Regions from separate parts of the Mus musculus genome. Here all the other regions are linked to region 3. A link is a contact called in ENCODE POLR2A ChIA-PET data. All regions are on one chromosome and are shown on one strand. The core of a region is the stretch at or near the end of the contact, and the rest is flanking DNA. Distances in the headings are between cores, read along the strand shown.

Evidence for each region. ChIA-PET counts read pairs that join two places held with the same protein, here RNA polymerase II (POLR2A).
Region 1: POLR2A ChIA-PET joins it to region 3 with 17 read pairs in embryonic stem cell. The contact joins the enhancer-like site here to the promoter of 5730408K05Rik in region 3. POLR2A ChIA-PET finds 5 or more read pairs at or near these places in 3 of 5 experiments (Patski and embryonic stem cell).
Region 2: POLR2A ChIA-PET joins it to region 3 with 13 read pairs in embryonic stem cell. The contact joins the enhancer-like site here to the promoter of 5730408K05Rik in region 3. POLR2A ChIA-PET finds 5 or more read pairs at or near these places in 3 of 5 experiments (Patski and embryonic stem cell).

Annotation. Positions count from the first base shown.
Region 1 is chr19:9,080,843-9,084,181 of GRCm38, reverse strand. Scgb1a1 (secretoglobin, family 1A, member 1 (uteroglobin)) reads left to right here. Exons shown (of 3, transcript NM_011681.2): 3 at 371-540. The coding sequence ends at 418. Among named protein-coding and RNA genes, the nearest start is that of Scgb1a1, 5.4 kb to the left of the region's middle. Within about 2 kb of position 1,537, at least 2 of the 3 ENCODE cell types and tissues checked have a DNase peak (open chromatin) inside an H3K27ac peak, as active enhancers do.
Region 2 is chr19:9,064,690-9,067,959 of GRCm38, reverse strand. It overlaps a transcript of Ahnak not described here. Among named protein-coding and RNA genes, the nearest start is that of Scgb1a1, 22 kb to the left of the region's middle. Within about 2 kb of position 1,614, at least 1 of the 3 ENCODE cell types and tissues checked has a DNase peak (open chromatin) inside an H3K27ac peak, as active enhancers do.
Region 3 is chr19:8,887,349-8,890,651 of GRCm38, reverse strand. 5730408K05Rik (RIKEN cDNA 5730408K05 gene) reads left to right here and starts at 1,882. Exons shown (of 1, transcript NR_027866.1): 1 at 1,882-2,265. Lbhd1 (LBH domain containing 1) reads right to left here. Exons shown (of 6, transcript NM_001286103.1): 4 at 1,404-1,528; 5 at 552-649; 6 at 1-241. The coding sequence ends at 211. 1810009A15Rik (RIKEN cDNA 1810009A15 gene) reads right to left here and starts at 1,769. Exons shown (of 4, transcript NM_025463.3): 1 at 1,688-1,769; 2 at 1,404-1,528; 3 at 552-649; 4 at 1-241. The coding sequence starts at 1,726. The coding sequence ends at 132. It overlaps Snora57 (small nucleolar RNA, H/ACA box 57), which reads left to right and starts at 1,967; the gene lies at 1,967-2,116. It also overlaps Mir5136.

The DNA.
Region 1 (3,339 bases), core at 288-2,787, 190 kb before region 3:
TCCAATGGATGACTGTGAGCATCCACTTCTGTATTTGCCGAGCACTGGCAGAGCCTTGCAGGAGACAGCTATATCAGGCTCCTGTCAGCAGGCTCTTGTTGATATCTGCCTAGTGTCTGGGTTTGGCGGTTGTTTATGGGGTGGATCCCCAAGTGGGGCAGTCTCTGGATGGTCATTCCTTCAGGCTCTGCTCCTAACTTTGTCTTTGTAACTCCATCCATGAGTATTTTGTTCCCCATCCAAGGCCTTCTAACCCTCAATTCCTCTCAGAATTTACTGTGGCTTTTGTCTGATAAGTCTCTGCACCACTACTGCATCTACTTCTGAGGTTCACTCACTATTGGGGGTGTGGGGTGTTTCTTTATTCTAGGAGAAAATCCTAACAAGTCCTCTGTGTAAGCAAGATTTAAGATTCTGAAGCTCACTGGATTTCAGAGATATTCTACTGCTAAAGCCTTGTCACTGCCCTGTGTCTCCTCGGCTCCTCGGCTTCCCCACACCAACCCCTCCTTCCTCTTTGCAATAAACTGCGAGCATCTCACCTGCCTGTGTGCAATGGTCTTTTTCTGTACCTGCTGGAGCCAGAGCATTGGAGCTGGAGTGAGTGAAGGGAACCAGAAGTAAGGGAGGACAGCTGAGTCCTGCCCTGGTGCCACACAAGATCCCACAAGTCCTCCTTCCTCTACACTTCAGTTATTTGCCATCAGTAGACTGCAATGCCCTACCTAGTAATAGAATGTTAAGTCCCACCATCTATTCAACAGCCCTAGCCTAGCTTGTCTAAAAGACCTGTAATACCATCCCTCCCTCCCCATGTCTGGTCCTAAATGTTACTGGATTCTAACTCCATCCTCTGGGCTACACTATTCCAGCCAGGAGCCTGATAGGCATCCCTTAGCCCTTCTTTGTCCAATCAACCGAGACCTCTGGGGTCATTCACTCCTTCAATATCTCCTGGCCACACCATCATCCCTGGCTGCTGCAATCCCAGAGGCCCCTTTACAGGCTGCCAGCTGACTAACTGCTAAGCAATTCAATGACCATGCATCCACCACAGGGAGTTTGATCCCATGTAAAATCTTAGCAGTGTTCCCACACTCCAGTCTTAAAAGCATACGGACCATAAATGTTCAAGCTCAACACAAGACCCATGACAGCCCTTGTCTCCCCCTTCTCAATCCAGACATCCCCTCTCTTCGACCTTTAGTTCCTAAAAGTCAAGCCCCACCTTGGGACCTTTTTGTACTGGCCACACACAATATCCGCTGCCCAAAAAGATGTTGATTGGTTTAGAATTTGTCCTAACATCAGCGAGCCTCCACTGGAGCCGGGCCACACCATCCCAAAAGGTTGAAAAAAGAGTAGAGTTGGAGGCGTGTGCAGAAGAGCTGTATGTAGAAATAGAAAGGGAAGAGGCAGAGGGCACCGGAACAAGGAAGCTATGGAAGAGAACGCCAGCCAGCCAGGCAGCCAGTTCAGCGCCTAGAAGCAGCTACATGGGCGGTTACGGGCCACGCCTGCTCCTGCGTCGTGGCCACCAGGGGGCAGTGTAGTCCATGCTACCGCCCCCTGCGAGTTTGAGGACTAGACCCCGCACCAACCCTTTGACTTTTGGGCGGGGCAGATGGTGAGAGTCATTCTCTAGCATCGATTTTAAATCGTTTTATCTGGCCTCTAAAGCTTTATTTGGGCAGAGTTTGTTTGCTTGTTTGTTTGTTTATTTGTTTGTTTTTGTCAAAATTCTGAGGAAAAACCCACCGAAAGGCACACAAGTAGTCTAGCACGGCACACAAGTAGCACGGCTGAAGCCTTCCAGTGACCGGCCAGTCCTATTGGAATTAGGAGTAATTCCACTCCCACAAGACCTCAAAGGCCATCCTGACATATCTAGACTCTGAGATGGCCCTGAAGACAGAGAGGACCAAGAATTGGTCCACCTGCCTGGTTTTAAAGTCCCATAGCAGAAACTGCAACCTTACAAGCTTTGGCTTGGCAGACATTAGCATATCTCTTTTATTTCTCACACAACCCAGAGCGGAGGCCCAGCTCCTGCCCTACTGATGGTAGAACCTCCCACACAGGACTCTTCAGGGTCAGTAAACTAGGGATAATGATGAGAAAAGTCCACCATAAACACTCATTTGTGTACACAGCACTAAAGCCACCACACCCACTCCTTCATTGTCTGCCAGAGGAGGGGCTGGGATTGTAAAAATTCCAGGGCAGGTCAGGGGGACCAGTGATTCCAAAAGAGACTATTTGTGGCAGGCTGGGCCCTGGTGGCGGCCCACTCCTTCACTCCCAAGGCCCTAGATTCTTCTGCATCCAGGTCATTCTGTCTAAGGTGCATATGTGGCCTCCCTCGAACTACCCACCTAGGTGAGCATTATTTAAATGGACAAGGTCCAAGGTCATAAAAAGTTGCGAATTTTAACGACTTATTCACTGCTAAGAAAGTATTTACCTTGCACAAACACAATGCCGATGACTGGGAATAAAAGGAAATACAATTATATTGCAGTGAATCTCTGCCTTAGAGATATCTGCTTTGGCAATGTGCAAGAATGTGTATTAGCCCAGAGAAAGGTACATACCTTAGGTTCTTCAAATGCAGAGAGTACTAGGAAACGTAGCTATCAGGAAACTGTTCGCTGTGCAAACATGAAGCCCCATGAGCACCCATGAGAGCTGCTGGGCACGAGGTGAATCTACGCATGCGCGTGCGCGAGTGCATGGCCAAATGCAAAAATGAACTGACTACAACCATAGAAAAGGTGAATTATCTGTGCAGTGTAAATGAAATTGGAGAAAAATAGGAAGTGGCCATTGGGATTTTGGTTTTTTTTCCCTGACCTGCTAAGTTAATATCTTGATCCTGCTAGTAGGCCAAGGTCCTGCCCAGGCCAGCATAGTTGGATGTTGTTGATGATGTTGTTTTAAGGAACCACTTGCTAAAAGTGGTGTTTACATTTCAAAAATAAAGAAAGGCTGAGTGTAGTGATGCCTGCCTTTAACACTCAAAGGCAGACAGTCTGAGTTCTAGGTCAGCTAAAACTACAGAATGAGACCATCTCAGGAGAGAGAGAGACAGAGAATCTATACTTCTATTTCTATAATCAGCCATCCTCACTATGAATATGCCAAACTAAAACATAGGAGGCAAATACACACTTCCTGAATTTGAAAAGTATTAAGCTCAAACTATGAAGATGATATTTTAAATGTTTCTGAGTCAAAAAATAAAAATAAAAAAGATTAAAAGCAGCATCTAGTGATACACACCTGTAATCCCAGCACTTGAGAGGCAAAGGCAGACGGATCACTACAAACTCAAGACCA
Region 2 (3,270 bases), core at 365-2,864, 180 kb before region 3:
CTTTTACCCTCAGGCTGAGGAGATAGCTTAGTGGAGGTAAAGTGCTTGCCATGCAAATGAGAATAGCTAAATTCAGTCCCCAGGACCCGTGCAATCCCAGCACCAGCAAGGCAGAAACATGCAGGTCACTAGGGCTCAGCAGCCAGCCATGTAAATGGGGTTGTGGAACCTGCTTGGGTGGTAAGTAGTGATCTAGCAGGGAAGACTTAACTGGGATTTAAAGATTGGAAAGACGTGGGCCAAGCAAAGCCAAGAAAGAGCATCCTGACAGACAGTGAGAACCCTGGTAGAGCATGGGAGGAAAGACTAGCTACATCTAGGGGAGTACAAGGGTGCCAAGATAAAGAAAATGACTTACATAGGGGCTATTGAGGAAGCTGAGATCTGAGATAGAACTTTAGACAGCACAGAAAGTGAGTAGTCATGCCGAAAGTGCCAGGCAGCTGGAAGTCAAGGTGGAGAGGCAGATTTGTAGCCCTGGAGACCCCTGTGGTTGAAATGCAGAACCTGCATGAGAGGCAGAGAAACTGTGAAGAGAAGCGGAGGTGGCTGCACAGAAGCCCCATGTGGGGATTTCCAAAGTAGTAATGGTGTTGCCCTCAGGGGGCAGGAGGAGCGGGTGGGGAGATGAGGAGCACGGAGGAGCGGGTGGGGAGGTGGGAGCACCCACAGTTCATCACGGTTTTGTTTCTGCCTGGACCACAGTGGCGCTCACAGGAGGAGAAGCAGCTTCCAGAGAGGGGAAGGGAATCATTCTGGATTCCGGTTTTGACTTCTATTGTATAAATGCTGAATTTGCCTGCCAAGAAAAGAGGGTAGCAGCACACACCTGTAACTCCAGCACTCAGGAGACTAAGGCAAAAGGACTGCTGAGAGACCCAGGCCCACCTGAGCTACAAGCTGAGATTTGTTTCCAAACAAAACAAAATTCAGGCAAAAAAAACTCAGACATATAAGACCAAAACAAAAAAAAAAAATTTTTTAAGAATTTTAATTTAAAAACAGGGAAGCTAATTAACTAGAAATGACCAGCCTAGAAGTGAGATTAGACATCACACAGGTGGATATGTTCCTCTGAACAAAGGCAGAAAAGAAAACAAAGGGATGTGTTTGAGTTTTTAGGGGAGAGAAAGCTTTTTCTTCACTTCTCCTTGTGGTGTTAAATTGTCACAGCCTATCAACTCTAAATCCAAAACATTCCTAAAATCTATCTCTCTCTACTTCCATCTGTAACCCTCCCAGTGCTCATGAGTTCTCCACTAATGAATTTGAGTCAGTTGCTGCCTCTGCTCCCTTCAGCTCATCTTCCACTATGGCGTTTGTGAGATGAACACATACCCACATACCCAAATACACACACACATACCCACATACCCAAACACATACATACACGCATACACACTAAGCTGCAGCAGAAACACAGAGCGGAAAGAAAGGGATGAACTCAGAGAAACCACTGTGGAACAACACAGATTTTCCCAGGCCTGAGCTAGAGAAGCACCAGCTGCTGGGAGAGCCAGGTGTCTAGACTGGTTACCAAGGCAACCAAAGAGTGCACTAGCAGATGCAGAGAGCACACCCTCTTCTTCACCCTACAGTGACAGGAACGGCTTTATGAGCCCAGTTTACTGGTTCCAACCCATGCGATTTTACTGGTACCACCCAGCACCTGGCATACCAGGGGACACTCTAAAGTGGGAAACAGCCACAAAAGTCACAATGACTAACCCTTACTGCGTTGTTATAGTGTTCCAGGCACTGTGCCAAGTGTTTTACATGAATAAAATATCTATGAAGTTAAGATCAGACATGAAGACACCAAGGTTTAGGGAGATTGAGGAACGGTTAACAGCATTAACTTCCTGTTTGGACAGCTGGCTTGTCTCCGCCCTTCTGCTGAGTGAATGGGCTCTGTGGACTCTCCTAGCTCAGCTCTAAGGTAGGATTAAATAAGATGAGTCATGTTGAAGCATTTTAGCTAATGCCTAGCACAAAAATCATGGTTTCTATTGATCACTATAATTGCTGTTATGATTGATGGTTAGGATGTCGATCAAAACAAAAGCAAACTCATGTCTCTTTCTTACATGAAAACCACCAGTGGCTTCCTGCTCCTCACAGGAAGGTCTCACTATACCCTGCCTGCTGTAAAACACTCCAGCTGTGCTATGCCACACAGAACTTGCTAGACATGCTCTGCATGCTACTGCTGCCTCCCTGCCTAGAACATCCTCACTTTCCCAAAAGGAAGAAAGGTAGGCTGTCCAGCCTAGGGGCTGAGAAGATAAAGTGACTGCCATACAAGTATAAAGAACAGCCAGGCGTGGTGGCGCATGCCTTTAATCCCAGCATTTGGGAGGCAGAGGCAGGTGGATTTCGGATTTCTGAGTTCGAGGCCAGCCTGGTCTACAAAGTGAGTTCCAGGACAGCCAGGGCTATACAGAGAAACCCTGTCTCGAAACAAAACAAAACAAAACAAACAAACAAACAAACAAGTATAAGAAGCTAAGTCTAAAACCCCAGCACTCACATAAAAGCTGGTGGCATTGCTCATAACCCCAGCCCTTTGGTCTTACTGGCAGGCTTTACTGACCACCCCGCTCCAGAGTCTACAGAGTGAGTCCCAGGACAGCCAGAGCTACACAAAGAAACCCTGCCTCAAGAAACCAAACCAAACCAAACAAAAGTCATTGTGGATGATCAAGGAAGACACCAGACATTGACCTCTGGCCTCCTCATGAATATGGACACACACATAAATTCACAGTAAAGGCTGGGGAAGAAACTCCAAGAAAAGCAAATGTCTTAGAACCACTTTTTAGTGGAGTTTTAGTTGTATCAAGGACAGGTCTGGGTCTCATCTCTTTTCTACCAAAACTTCAGGTCAATCCTTGGAACAAGAATGCAGTTTAAAGGAAGCTAAGAGCATAAGGTATTTATGGCATAAGCCTAAGGCAAGATATGGGGTCAGAGGGAGGCTGTTCTAGCCTCGTTCCCTCCCAGAAACTTCCTCATTCCCAGACACTTATCTTCTGTTGTTTCACACCTTTTCCAGTCAGCCAAGTGATGGGACTATTGCTGGTAATTGCTTAGAATCATTTATTGGAATTAGTAGTAGTAGTAGTAGTAGTAGTAATAGTAGCAAAACCAGTAACAAAAAAGGAAAAGAAACCTAATCTCAAGGATAGGTGGCCTCTGATGGATAATTAGCCACATATTCCCATGAAACATGCTCAATGTGTCACAGGCCCAACCCAAAGAGAACAATAG
Region 3 (3,303 bases), core at 633-3,132:
CCTCCAGGGGAGGTCAGGGTCCGCTGTAGAAGAGGTGTCTAGGAAAGTGAAATATGCTAATATTTTTTCCAAAGTTCCTCCAAATCTTTCTCAGTGCTGTTGACCATCTTCTGGTAGAAGAGGCAGGGATTTTAGCTCTTATCTTCAAGATCCTCCATAGCTACGTCCTGGGGAGCTTTTATCTTCTTTTGTTGCTTGGGCTGTGGCTGACTAGTCCTGGTTGACTTGGAGGGGGCTTCCACTGAACAAAAGGAAAGGAAAAAGAAAGCATTAAAGATAAAACCCAGGGGCTGGTGAGATGGCTCAGTGGTTAAGAGCGCCGACTGCTCTTCCAAAGGTCCTGAGTTCAAATCCCAACAACCATATGCTGGCTCACAACCATCCATAACAAAAATCTGATGCCCTCTTCTGGAGTGTCTGAAGACAGCTACAGTGCACACACTGTAAATAAATAAATAAATAAATAAATCCTAAAAAAAAAAAAAAAAAAAAGATAAAACCCAGGTAAAATCCAGACTTCTTGTTGTGTAGCCTCTGTGCCCAAGACTTACCTTCCATGGCTGCTTTTTCTTTCTGGGCAAGTCGGATCTGCTGCAAGAGTTTCCTGCGCTTCTTCCCAGACAGCGTGATGTTGGCACGAGCACTGGACCTGAGTGACAGGAAACAAAAAATATCCAGGTTCATTTGTACCAAACTGAGCCTCAAAAATGACCCCAGCTAAGAAAAGGTCTCACTCTGTAGACCAGGCTAGCCAACAGGCAACCTTTCTGTCTTAGTCTCCTGGCACTGGAATTTAAATGGGAGCATCATTGCCCAGTTTTTGTTTTATAAGGTCTCTGCATTCAAATTACTGAATGGGCTCTGGTGTCCTCAGGGAACTCTTTAACACTTAAGACTTTTTAACAATTTGACTTCAATATGTACCTCAATAGTATTAAGTCAGTAAGTTCTGAGTTCGAGGCCAGCCTGGTCTACAGGGTGAGTTCCAGGACAGCCAGGGCGACACAAAGAAACCCTGTCTTGAAAAAAAAAAAAAAAAAAAAATCCAGTGAGCAGCTGGGGGGTGGTGGGGGTGGTGAAGGACTTTAATCCCAGAACTTGGGAGGCAGAGGTAAGTGGATCTCTTAGTTAGAGGCCAGCCTGGTCAACACAGAAAGTTCCAGAACAGCCAGAGCTACAGAGAAACCCTGCTTGAAAACCCGAGACAAAACAATCAACAACAGCATCAGAATCCTGTGAGCAATGATACCATAAGAGGCTAGTAGTTTGGAAACTAACATAACTCTCAACTAGTTGCTGCATAAACGTGAAAGAGAACAAGAAATTTGGAGACCTCTGGGATGCTCTGAAACCTGGTAGGAAGTGGGTAGGAATGTCCAACCGGAGGATAATACTGTACGTACGCCCGCTTCTTGAGGTGGTGCTTCGTAGTCAGCCCTTCGTCTATCACAGCCCCGACCACCTGGCGTTTCCGTCGCCGATCCCTGCTTAATACCCTGCGGCGCTTGAACAACTTCTTCTTCAGCTCCTGCGGAAGAAAAAGATGCGCATGTAAGGTTCTGCACACCCACCCGGGATCCTCCGCACCTAACAACCCCAGCCCCTAACTAATCCTGTTTCCAAAGAGGAAAATGCCGGGAAGCAAAGGGAAACAAAGACGCAGTTCCCACTCCCACAGTTCAGTCACCGTCCGGGGACGATTGATCTTTCCTCCCGGAGGTGCCATGGCTACACTCCGCGGCTCATTCCAAAAGCCGCACTTCCGCTCCGCTCACAGGTTCCGCCACACGCAAAAGACCCCGCCCTCTGATGCCTCCGAACCAATCGCAGCTTGGAGGCGGGCACCAGGGGTATATAAGGTTGTTCCGCGCGTTGCGGGGCCTTTCCAAGGGTGGTTTTCACGTGAGTCTTGATTTTGTCTTTATATGCGAGGGAACTACTGGGAACTGGGCCTGACTTTGTAGATCCTCCTTTTCTTGGCGGGGACCGGGCGTGCGGTCCCGCTCCCCGTAATGTACGGAGGTAGAAGAAAGGGCTCTGGCCCTCTCGGCGTTATGTCTTCGGTGCTTGCGGCTTCCCGTTCGCGGGTTCTATCCTCAGACGCCGGAACACTTAACCGTGCAGAAATGTAGCTAGGTCCCGCAGTCCCCTCTGGGTTACTCAACGCTTTTTATTTTATTTTAGGTCGACATTGACGCTCCCGGAGTGATGGTTAACATTTTCTTTGCTGTTTATTATTGAATCAATAAAGTCTGTGAACCCTAAGGACCCTGTGTTCGCTACCTTTTTTTTCTGCGACTCGTAATTTGCAAATCTTTAGGACCGAAAGCACATGTTGGGAGTGATAGTGACTATTCACTAAAGATCTCTGGTCGATCTTGTGGGGGGACTTAATAAGCTAAATCTCAACCAGGATGTAAATCTTTATGAGTATAGAAAGTGCGCTCCTAAAGGCATGGGAATCAAACCTGTAGTTATGGTAAAAAGCCTAGCGTAATGGTGCGCACGTGTAATCAGCAGAACTAACCTGGGGTAGCATGCACCCTTATCTTCAAGCTTCCTGGCATTTAAACTGGCGGTAGGCACAGCTTTCTCACTAAGATATTGGAAGTAAAACTAGGATCTCAATCCTCCACAGGCATGCCCTGTGGATGTTCTCGGGGTGGACTTGTCTCCGTGCTGGGACCTACATAAACAGCCTTATACAAGGAGGCCATTGCCATTCCCAGTGCAGAATCTGGGAGCCCTAGCATCCTTAGGTTCCTCACAGCTCTCCAGGGATAATTGTTGCTAAGCGAGATTTGCCTGAGGATTCAAGGACCCTCCTTTTCAGCTGCCCTACTAGAAGTAAGAAAAAAAAAATCCAATGGCTGGACTGGGTATAAAAATTAAGCCCTAAACCGGGCAATGGTGGCCCACACATTTAATCCCAGCACTTGGCAGGCAGTGACAGGCAGATTTCTGAGTTCAAGGCCGGCCTGGTCTACAGCGTGAGTTCCAGGACAGCCAGGGTGATACAGAGAAACCTTGTCTCGAAAGACCAAAGAATAAAAGTTAAGGCCTTATAAGACATTCAGTTAAATCTCAAAAGATTTCTGAGAGTTTCCATTCTGCTTTTGTTGGTCAAACATAGAGTTGGAATTTTGCCATTGTATGAATAGCTAGTAATTGAGAGTGTTTTCCTGGTTTGCACAATTTGTGTCCTGGTTCATAAACCTGGAGCCTGAGGGTAATACTGGGTTACCAGGTGGGGAGACCTGACATCATTACTGGCTGGGCTCAATCTGAACTGCAGAGCTGGTG